2 separate regions of the Homo sapiens genome follow, and region 1 is linked to region 2. The links are chromatin loops, found by intact Hi-C in ENCODE. Cell type or tissue: gastrocnemius medialis. All regions are shown on one strand. Each heading gives the region's core, and the rest is flanking DNA. Links, peaks and the distances in the headings are about the cores only.

Region 1 (5,377 bases), core at 71-5,070, 66 kb after region 2:
CTGCTTACACATAAACTCAACTGACGGTTTTAAAACAGGCATGCTGCTGCCATTAGCTGTGTTTTTGCCCATTTTTCTTTTGGGATCTCAGAATTTATCTAGCAAAATATATGTCTATACACTCATATAGTAAGGTCAGTAGCCTTATATCTATTTAAAAATGAAGTCTATTGAAAGCTGACTTAAGGAAAAATATGAGGAATCTGAATCTGGCAAACACCTCGGGTAAGTACACAAAGGACTGGCGCTGTTGCTGCTGAGAAGTTGTGCAGGTGTCTTGAGAGCAGGGATTAGCCCAAGCACCTCTGTGCTGTGGTGTCCACTGGGAGGCTGGACAGGAAGAGCTGGAAGGTGAGGTCAGTGGAGGGAGGAGGGGGCAGGCTGGCACCAACACTGCTTTGGGACATTCCAGCTCAGGACACACATGCAGACCCAAACCGACAACCCGATATGGAACCAGATCCTGACCTTCCGGATTCAGGTATGGCTCCTCCATCATGCCCACCCTTCTCCCACATCCCCTAACATAGAAGGGAAGTTTGGATGATTGTGTGGGGGTGAAGACAGAGGGTGGGGGCCAAAAAGCATGGCAAGGGGGACTCTGCCTGATAGGGAGCATGAGGAAGCCCAGGACATATTATGGAAAACTTTACCTTTTACAGCTTACTGAGTTATCATTGACGTACCTATGTCAATGGTATGTATGACTTGTAGATATTTAAAATGTACAATTTGGCTGGGCACGGTGGCTTACACCTGTAATCCCAGCACTTTCGGAGGCTGACGTGGGCAGATCACTTGAGCTCCAGAGTTTGAGACCAGCCTGGACAACAGTGGCGAAACCAGACTCTACTAAAAAGATAAAAATTAGTCGGGCGTGGTGACATGCGCCTGTAGTTCCAGCTACTCGGGAGGGTGAGGCAGGAGAGTTGCTTGAACCCCGGAGGTGGAAGTTGCAGTGAGCTGAGCCGAGGTAGTATCACCTACTTATTTGAGCAAACACTTCAGCTAAGTAGGTGATAACAACCTGTTGCCCAAGCCAAGCCACTGCACTCCAGCCTGCACAACAGAGGGAGACTCAGTCTCAGGAAAATATAAAAGAAAAAAGAAAAGAGAGAGAGAGAGAGGAAGGAGAGAGGGAGGGAAGGAGGGATGGAAGGGGAGGGAAGGAAGGAAGGAAGAAAGGAAATGTACAATTTGATACATTTTAAAATATGTACACATCCAGGAAACCCATCATACAATCAACATAATGAATATATCTATCACCTCCAAAAGTTGCCTAATGCCTCTTGGGAATCCCTCCCTGTGATTCCTATTCCACCCCCTCCCATCCCCAGGCAACCAACAATCTGCTTTCTGTTACTACGTATTAGCTTGCATTTCCTAGTGTTTCATAGAAATGGAATCGTTCAGTAAGTACCCTTATTTGTCTGACTTCTTTCACTCAGCATAATTATTGTGAAATTCATTCATGCCATTGCTGTGTATCAGTGGTTTATTCCTTTTTGTTGCTAAGTAATATTCCATTGTATGGATGTACCACAGTTTGCTTATCCCTTTCCTTGTTTATGAACATTTCCGGTTTGGGGCTGTTACAATGAAGCTGTAAACACTTGTGTACAACCCTTAGCATAGACATATGCTTTCATTTCTCTTAGGTAAATATGTAGATGCAGAATGACTAGATTCTATGGTAGATGTATTAAGCAATGAGTGGGTCATACAACTGAACTTTCCAGAGAACTTAAATGTGCCCTTTCACCCACATATAAAAACAAAACAAATCCCTTTAAAGACACATTTTAAATGATAATATACATTTTCTTATCTTCTCAGCAACTTTGCCCTGAATATAATTAGAGCTTTTTGTTGATGGCCTGGAGCCATTATGGGAACATAGTTATTATCCTGGGCTATCTGCAGTACCGGGCTACTTGTTCCTGCACTAAATGGCTCTGAGATGCTTTCTTTTTGGGGTTCTGTAGTCTGATTTTGATCGCCTTTCAATCTGTCTCCGTCACCTATCAGCTGTTGTGGATGACAGTTCTCTTGAAGGCGGAGTCTTACTGGCCTTTTGACTCTAAGTCAGGCTTCTAAGAGCAGTGTGTAAAATAAGAACACAGTTCTGAGAGAGAACTTGAGCTGAGAGATAACTTGAGCTCTCTCATAAGTGCAGGCACACAGGAATTTGTGTGACATGGACTTGGCAACCCAGAGAATGTTTTGTTTCCTCATACCTTACATTGTGAAATACAAAATTAGCTAATGCGCTCCCCTTCTCCCTCCTGTGAACTCCCCTCCTTGCTGCTTCTAGTAGCTACCCAGTCTGCCTTCCTGTGAGTCATCACTTTCAACCATTCCTCATAATCCCTGCCTCCTTGGATGATTTTATAGACTCTGAAAGTAGGAAGACATTTCAGAGGAGGCCTAGTCCATCCCCCATCCTTGCCAAGCTCCCTCCCACCTTTTCCGGCCTGTGATGAGGGCACAGGGCTGGGATCCTCAGATGTTCTGTGGCTGTTCAGAGCCTTGGGAAATCTTCTTTTTTCATCTTCTGTTCATCTTCTTTGTTCATCTTTTTTTTTTTTTTCTGAGACAGAGTTTCATTCTTGTCACCCAGGCTGGAGTGCAATGGCGCGATCTCGGCTCACTGCAACTTCTGCCTCCTGGGTTTAAGCTATGAGTAGCTGGGGCTACAGGTGCCTACCACCAAGCCTGGCTAATTTTCATATTTTTAGTAGAGACGAGGTTTCACCATGTTGGCCAGGCTGGTCTCGAACACCTGACCTCAGGTGATCCACCTGCCTTGGCCTCCTACAGTGCTGGGATTACAGGTGTGAGCCACCATGCCCGGCCCTGTTCATCTTCTTACAGGCTCAGAACCAATGGCACAGGCCAGGCCCTCCCTCATCCCTGAGAGAGGCCTTCCAACATTTGAAGATGTTCAAACACCCCTGGAACCTCATCCATTTTCCCCAGAACACAGTCTCCAGGGTGGGGCCCTTTGGATACTGGCCTGATTGCCTTTAGCCCTTTGGAAATGCAGCAGGCAGGTGTGAACCTCTCTCTGAAGAGGCAGAACAGCCAGCCACACAGATGGCAGCATCTGAGGCCAGGTGGTCAGAAGGGGAGCAGAGCCCAGGGCACTGCAGAAAACTGGCCTGTACCAATGGTCAGTCCGAGGGCCCCAGGGCAGAAGGGGAGGCAGCACACTAGATGAGGAACCAAGAAGCAGGAGGAGAATTATTAGCAGGATGGATGGAAAGGTGGTTCCGCCATAAATCTGAACTTGGAGGACTCCTAACTTTGGAAGACCTGGATGCCTTCTGGTGCCGATCTCTCCCCTTCCAATGTCCTTCCTTAACCTGGGCAATTTCCTCCTTTCTTACTGACTAGCTGCTCACCTGGAAAGCCCTTTCCTCTTCTCCTTGGCCCCTTAGCTGTCAGGACCCAGGGAGAATGGGATGAAGAAAATGGAAAGCTGGGAGGTTCCCAGCCACATCCCAAGAACTGCTGTAAGGAGAAGAGGCCCCAGCTGAGAGGATTGAGGATTTGGGGTCCCACTCTGGCCTCAACCCAGCAGCTCTATTTTACACATGGACACATGGATTTTTTTCTTTTATTTATTTATTTTTTTTTTTTAGACAGTCTTGCTCTGTTGCCCAGGCTAGACTGCAGTGACGCAATCTCAGCTCACTGCAACCTCCACCTCCTGGGTTCAAGCAATTCTTGTGCCTCAGCCTCCTGAGTAGCTGGGACTACATGCATGAGCCACCATGCCCAGCTGATTTTTTGTATTTTTGGTAGAGATGGGGGTCTCAATATGTTGTCCAGGCTGGTCTTGAACTCCTGGCCTCAAGTGATCCTCCCACTTCAGCCTCCCAAGTACTGGGATTACAGGCATTAGCCACCGCATCTGGCCTCTTTTCTTTCTTTCTTTTTAAAAATAATTGAGGAAACCATAATGCAGAGTGGAGATGGGACACAGAAGCTTGGGTAGGAATCCTGACTCCACCCCTTACTATGTGACCTTGAGCAAGTCCCTCTGCCTCTCTAGGCCTGATTCCCCATCTCTTTATAGGGACAATCACAGTCCTCAAGGGGTTACAGCAGAGTGGTTTTGGCAACTGCATGTAGCATGAGAACTTCAGGAACTCAACCTCTCTGATCTCAGCTTTCCCATATGAAAATGGGAATAATAATAGCACCTGGTTCATGAGGTTTTTAGGAGAGCCCACTCAGCTGGTCTATGGAATTTGTTTAGCACAAGCCAGGGGCAACAGAAACCTCCTAAAGAGGCAGCTATTATTATTTATTCTTTTTTTTTTTTTTTTTGAGACGGAGTTTCGCTCTTGTTGCCTAGGCTGGAGTGCAATGGCACGATCTCAGCTCACTGCAACCTCCTCTTCCCGGGTTCAAGTGATTCTCCTGCCTCAGCCTCCCGAGTAGCTGGGATTACAGGCATGCGCCACCACACCCGGCTAATTTTGTATTTTTAGTAGAGACAGGGTTTCTCCATGTTGGCCAGGCTGATCTTGAACTCCTGACCTCAGGTGATCTGCCCGCCTCGGCCTCCCAAAGTGCTGGGATTACAGGCATGTGCCACCATGCCTGGTTTATTATTTATTCTTTGAGGAGACAGATATACTGCTGTTTAAAAAGTTGATGGCTAGACATGATGAAGACATTCTAGGCCCACGGCCTCTCCATGAGATGGTTTGGTGAATGTGCATTCAGACTGCGAGGGGCTGTATGAGGACAGTAATATCTACCAGCCCACAGTCAGGGCAGACTCAGGTGTCAGAGGGGCCTGAAGCTTATGCAATTAGGGGACTTTTTTTTCTTTTTTGAAACAAGGTCTCACTCTGTCACCCAGGTTGGAGTGCAGTGGCACGATCATGGTTCACTGTAGCCTCAACCTCACGGGCTCAAGCAATCCTCCCACCTCAGCCTCCTGAGTAGCTGGGACTATAGGTGAGTGCCACCACACCCAGCTAATTTTTGTATTTTTTGTAGAGAGAGGATTTCATCATGTTGCCCAGGCTGCTCAAGTGATCTGCCCGCTTCAGCCCCCCAAAGTGCTGGGATTACAGGTGTGAGCCACCATGCTTGTCCAGAGGGCCATTTTAAAGACAAAAATACAAAACGATCATGTGACAAGTTCCAGGCCCCTCTCAGGACCTTGCAAGGGGCCTATTCAAATGGGAGGCCCAGCTGGGCGAGGTGGCTCACACCTCTAATCCCAACATTTTGAGAGCCCTACGCAGGAGGATTGCTTTTGCCCAGGAGTTCGAGACCAGCTTGGGCAACATAGTAAGGCACCTGTCTCTACAAAAAAAAAAAAATTGTTTTTAATTACCTGGGCCTGATGGCA
Region 2 (5,377 bases), core at 120-5,119:
CTTTGGGAGGCTGAGGTGGGAAGACTGCTGGAGCCCAGAGTTCCAGACCAACCTGGGCAATATAGCAAGACCCCATCTCAATCAAAAACAAAAACAAAACCTCATGGGCTTCCCTGCCCAAAGGCAGGGCTGTACACAGATGATCACTCTGTTCTGATTATGAATACACCTTAGAGTGAGCCAGCTTGCCCACAGCCTGCTACAAGGCTACAGTGAGGCCCACTGCCAGAGGCCTCCAGCTAGAGGTGCTGCTTGCCAGGCTGACAAGGTCCTGGTATGGCCAGCAGGACAGAGAGGAGAGAGAACTTATAACCACAGGCAGGGAGTCCATTTTTTGGACCCTGATGCAGGGCACAACATAGTCTCTGTCTGTCCTCTTCCTCCCTGCAGCTTCTCAGCTGTGATGAGTACACAATAGTCCATTCCCATGAAGGAAACACATAGTAAACACCAATCAGTGCCAGAAACAAAACAGATAATTAAGTGCTTATACAGATCTTAGAGAAGTCTAGTTGGTGTTCACTTTTCTTTTTAAATTCATTCCATCCAAAAATATTGCAGTATGGAACCCCAAAATAAAAAATGACTGTTTTAAAATCCTAACAATACCATTATCACACATTAAAAAGGTTAACAATTCCGTAATATCAACAACTATCCAGTCAGTGTTAAAATTTCCAATTGCCTCATAAATGTCAAAAAAATGGGTAGTTTGTTTCTAAGCATTAAAAAACGTCGGTTTCCAAAGCCTGAGGAGATTCTGATCCTGCCACCACAACAGTCACTGAATTAAGTCAACTTCCTCTCTAAACCAGGTAAGAAAACCAAAGCCCAGAAGGATAGGTGATTTGCCCAGGATCACACAGCTGGCTGAAAACAGATGACCTGACCCATAGTCCAGTGCTCTGTCTGGCAATCTGAACAGAGCTATTAGAAGCTTCTGAATCAGCAAGAAGCCTTAATCTAATAACATCCCCTTGCTTGTTGGAAAAGAATCACCACCTGACTCCTCCTAGCAATTACATATCCACTTTATTTTATTTATTTATTTTATTTTTTTGAGACAGAGTCTGGCTCTGTTGCCCAGGCTGGAGTGCAATGGTACAATCTCAGCTCACTGCAACCTCCGCCTCCCAGGTTCAAGCAATACTCCTGCCTCAGCCTCCCAAGTAGCTGGGATTACAGGTGCACGCCACCACATCCAGCTAATTTTTGTATTTTTAGTAGAGATGGGGTTTCACCATTTTGGTCAAGATGGTTTCGATCTCTTGACCTCGTGATCCACCCGCCTAGGTCTCTCAAAGTGCTGGGATTACAGGCGTGAACCACCATGCCCAGCCTACGTCCATTCTATTAAGATGAAAACTAATCTCATGTTAACATCATCAGTTAGAAGGCCAGACCTTGATCTTTATTCTGTGCTTCAACTGAGCTCCAGAAAAGGGGGATTCTCAATGACCTCTACTCTCTTCTCAATGGTAACTGGCTGGCCCAGGCCATGGCAAGCTGAGACGGATTACCTAACACAGGAGGAAGGGATCACGTGGCAGGATCTGTGTTCTAGTTGTCCATCAACATGGCATCAGCAAACGAAGACACCCTAAAAACAGGCCCAAATGGCTTTGTAGGTCACTTCTATCAACCCATCAAGGAACTATCATTTCTGTACTATAAAACTGTTTTAGAGTATGAGAGGGGAAAAGCACTTCCCATCTCATTCTACAAGGATTGAATTACCCCTTTTACATAACTAGACAAAGGAAAGCACACACACAGAAGTAGGGGGTGGAGGGGAAGAAAACTATGGGCCAAAGCCTGAGGAGATTAATATAGACGCCAAAATCCTAAGTAAAATAAAAGCAAATAGAATAGACATGCTTTTCTTTTGAAATGCTTAGCTTCTTTCTTTTTTCATTTCGTTCTTTTGATAGGGTCTTGTTGCCTTTGTATGTATAATAAAAAGAATAGGACACACTGAAAAAGCCACTGCATCTAGAATTCACACAGTTTGATATTAGGAAACCTATTAAAGTAACTCATCATTTTAACTGATTAGAAGGAAACGTTGGCCGGACATGATGGCTCACGCCTGTAATCCCAACACTTTGGGAGGCCAAGGTGGGTGGATCACTTGAGGTCAGGAGTTCAAGACAAGCCTGGACAACATGGTGAAACCCTGTCTCTACTAAAAATAGAAAAATTAGCTGAGGGTGGTGGCATGAGCCTATAGTCCCAGCTACTCAGGAGGCTGAGGCAAGAGAATAGCTTGAACTTGGCAGGCAGAGGTTGCAGTGAGCTGAGATCGTGCCACTGCACTCCAGCCTGGGTGACAAGAGTGAGACTGTCTCAAAAAAAAAAAAAAAAAAAAAAAAAAAGGAAATGTTTATCCTCATTCATTTCATGTGATTCTAAAAGAATAATGGAAAAAATTCAAAACTATCATGAGAAAGGAAAAGAATGAAGATTATCTTAGCAAACTAGAAACAGAATTGACACTCCCTTAACTTCAAGATCCATACTATCAACCCATAACAGAAGGCCAGCGTAGGATAGACAAATTCAAAACTACAGAACAGGCCCATATGTGTTCAGTACTTTAGAATGTGACAGCAGTGGATTTTAGATGAGTGGAGGAATGATGAATGGACTCATCCTTACCTCACTTAACATACAAAAGTGAACTATAAGGAATTAAAGGAAACAAGCAAAAGCATTATAAGAAAACACAAAGAGAGAGTTTCAATATGGGATGACAGAAAAGTTCTGGAGATGGATGGTGGTGATGGCTGTACCACAATGTGAATGTGCTCAATGCTACTGAACTGTAAGCTTGAAACATGGCTAAAATGGTACATTGTATGTTATATATGTTTTACCACAATTCAAATTTTAAAAACAAAAAGGATTACTTTTATATTCTTGTGATAGGGCTAGCTTTCTTAAGGCATAAAACTTTGGAGCTATAAAGGAAAATATTTGAAGATTTTACTATATGAAACATTTAAATGGCTGTATGATCTAGAAATAAAAGTTAAAAGACTGACTGACATTCAATGAATGCTTCAATAGAAAGAAAAAAAAATATGAGCCACTGACAGGAATAACATATATGTAATTTGTGTAACAGATAAAGATTTAACATCTGAATATACAAAGCCACTATAATTCAAAGAGTATGACAAACATTTCATAAAAGACATAAAACTTCTTAAGTAATCAGGAAAATGCACATTAAAACAATTTCATTTTTCACCCAGATTAATAAAGTTAAAATTTTGATTTCCACAAAATATGAAACATATTTTCATCACCGTGGCTAGAATTGTAAAGTAGCAAAAACTTTTTGAAGGGCAGTTAGTGAGCAGCTGCCCAGATATTAGAGGTACACATCCTCTACTTATTCTCTGGCCTGGAGAAATGCTCCCAGAGGTACACAAGAATAAACAAGTGTTCACCAGAGCATTATTTAAAATATCAAAAACCAAAATAGAACCCAGCTATCTACCTAACAGAAGGTGGTGAAATACATCTTCATACATCTACTCAGTGAAATACTAGCCAGCCTCTGAAAAGACACAGACAGGGAAACGTGTCACGACATGATTTATAAAAAAAGGCAAGTTACAAAACAGTCCATACTCTGTAATCCCATATTTGTACAAAATAAATAAAATAACATACTTTGTGTAGAAAAAAAAATTTGAATGGATCCATATCAGGCTATTAACAGTGAACATCATCTCTAGGAGTAGCATCATGGGAAACTTTCCCTTTCTAAATTAATTATTTCTATAATGTTTGAATTATTTAAAATAAGCATAATCATTTTTATAATTGAAAAAATAAGAAATAAGATAAAATTAAAACATTTCCATCCCTCTGCAAAAAAAGGTAGCTATGATCCCAACGAATGTCAGGTGTTGACCTCTGTGCAGTATTTTCCCTAAAGAGGAAGAGACAGAAGAGCTTTTAGAATGGCTCAGGAACTATCACTGCACCTCCAGTTCACAAGCAGGTTGACATGGTGGAAAGGACAGGGAGACACAGGAAGGCCTTGGCTGTATAGCGGATACTGAAGGAAAGCACACTCAGTACTAGACTCAAACTGTTTTTTGGCTTAACTTCTAATCTTTGAGTGGCTCCTCAGATTACCATTTTAAGATTAGAAATATTTGACTTGAAAAGGTCACAGGGGAAATTAGATCAGCTAAGAGAAACTAATCATGACTTCCTGGGTGAGACCTATAAAAACCTAGCTGTGCCCTAAAAAGACAGCAATAAATGCTAAGATATGGGAAGGCACAGTGCTAGAAAGCCAATGTCAAAGAAAGAGTATTATACTTGGGGGCCGAGGCGGGAGGACCACTTAAACCTTGGAGTTCAAGGCCAGCTTGGGCAACATAGTGAGATATCTCTGTCTCCATGTCCTTAAAAACAAAGAAAGGGCCAGGAGCGGTGGCTCACACCTGTAATCCCAGCACTTTCAGAGGCCGAGACAAGTAGATCACTTGAGGTCAGGAGTACGAGGCCAGCCTGGTCAACACAGTGAAACCCTGTTGTAGCCGGGCATGGTGGCGGGCGCCTGTAATCCCAGTTACTTGGGAGGCTGAGGCAGGAGAATTGCTTGAACCGGGGAGGTGGAGGTTGCAGGGAGCCGAGATCACACCCCTGCACTCCAGCTTGGGCGATAGAGCAAGACTCCATCTCAAAAAATAAAAATAAAAACAAAGAAAGAGCATTAGCCAAGTAGCCTCTACTCATAACCTCTGAAGGATGAAACCAAGGATGAGAAAAAAATGAAACGAAAGGAAAAGTAAACAAAAACATTAAATACTAGACACTGCTACCCACTTGAACATATGTACTCTTCACAATATCAAGGGAGGGATGTAGAAGAGGAAGCTCAAAGATGTCCATGATTCGCTCAATATTATAAAGCCACAAACTCCAGAATACAGATTTGAATTTGAATCTGAATCTCGTCTGTCCAGTGCATGGGCAGCCCCTTCAATCAGCCAGTCAGCTGGTCTTAAACTTCCCAATAATGAAGCCCATGTCCTCAGTCCTTCCTGGCAGACTCACCTGTGAGCTGGAGGGCAGCACCTGGGAAGAGGACTCCTCGGATGGGGCTGCTCCTGAGCCCATAGGGCTCAGTGTAGTGATCCTGCTCGGCTGGCCACGAAGTGTCAGAGTAATGGTGGTGGGGACCTTCAAGCCTGAGATAAAGAGAGAGAAGCAGAATTTTTGAGTCACACTCTCCACCTTCTACTGAGGCTTTCCTTTCCTGGAGAGCTTCTCCCCCACATAACACAGTCCCTTGGCCTCCTCCCCAGCTGGGTCATCTATGCCCTATCAGTCAATCTGAAAGGCAACAGGA

Evidence for each region. Hi-C counts contacts between places; a loop is a spot of excess contacts. Peaks named below come from ENCODE experiments on the same cell type or tissue, not always from the same donor. Only the 100,000 strongest peaks of a DNase experiment are listed, where the experiment ranks them.
Region 1: a loop joins it to region 2, with 6 times the contacts of the local background. A loop is called at or near these places in 2 of 110 quality-filtered maps.

What each region holds. Positions count from the first base shown.
Region 1 is chr2:96,663,027-96,668,403 of GRCh38, forward strand. It overlaps FER1L5 (fer-1 like family member 5), which reads left to right. Exons shown (of 53, transcript NM_001293083.2): 14 at 413-481. Among named protein-coding and RNA genes, the nearest start is that of FER1L5, 23 kb to the left of the region's middle. In gastrocnemius medialis, for the core only: no CTCF peak of the experiment used is centred there; a DNase peak (open chromatin) is centred at 2,305; H3K27ac peaks cover 1,935 bases.
Region 2 is chr2:96,596,561-96,601,937 of GRCh38, forward strand. It overlaps KANSL3 (KAT8 regulatory NSL complex subunit 3), which reads right to left. Exons shown (of 21, transcript NM_001115016.3): 20 at 5,083-5,216. Among named protein-coding and RNA genes, the nearest start is that of KANSL3, 39 kb to the right of the region's middle. In gastrocnemius medialis, for the core only: no CTCF peak of the experiment used is centred there; DNase peaks (open chromatin) are centred at 231 and 2,211; H3K27ac peaks cover 5,000 bases.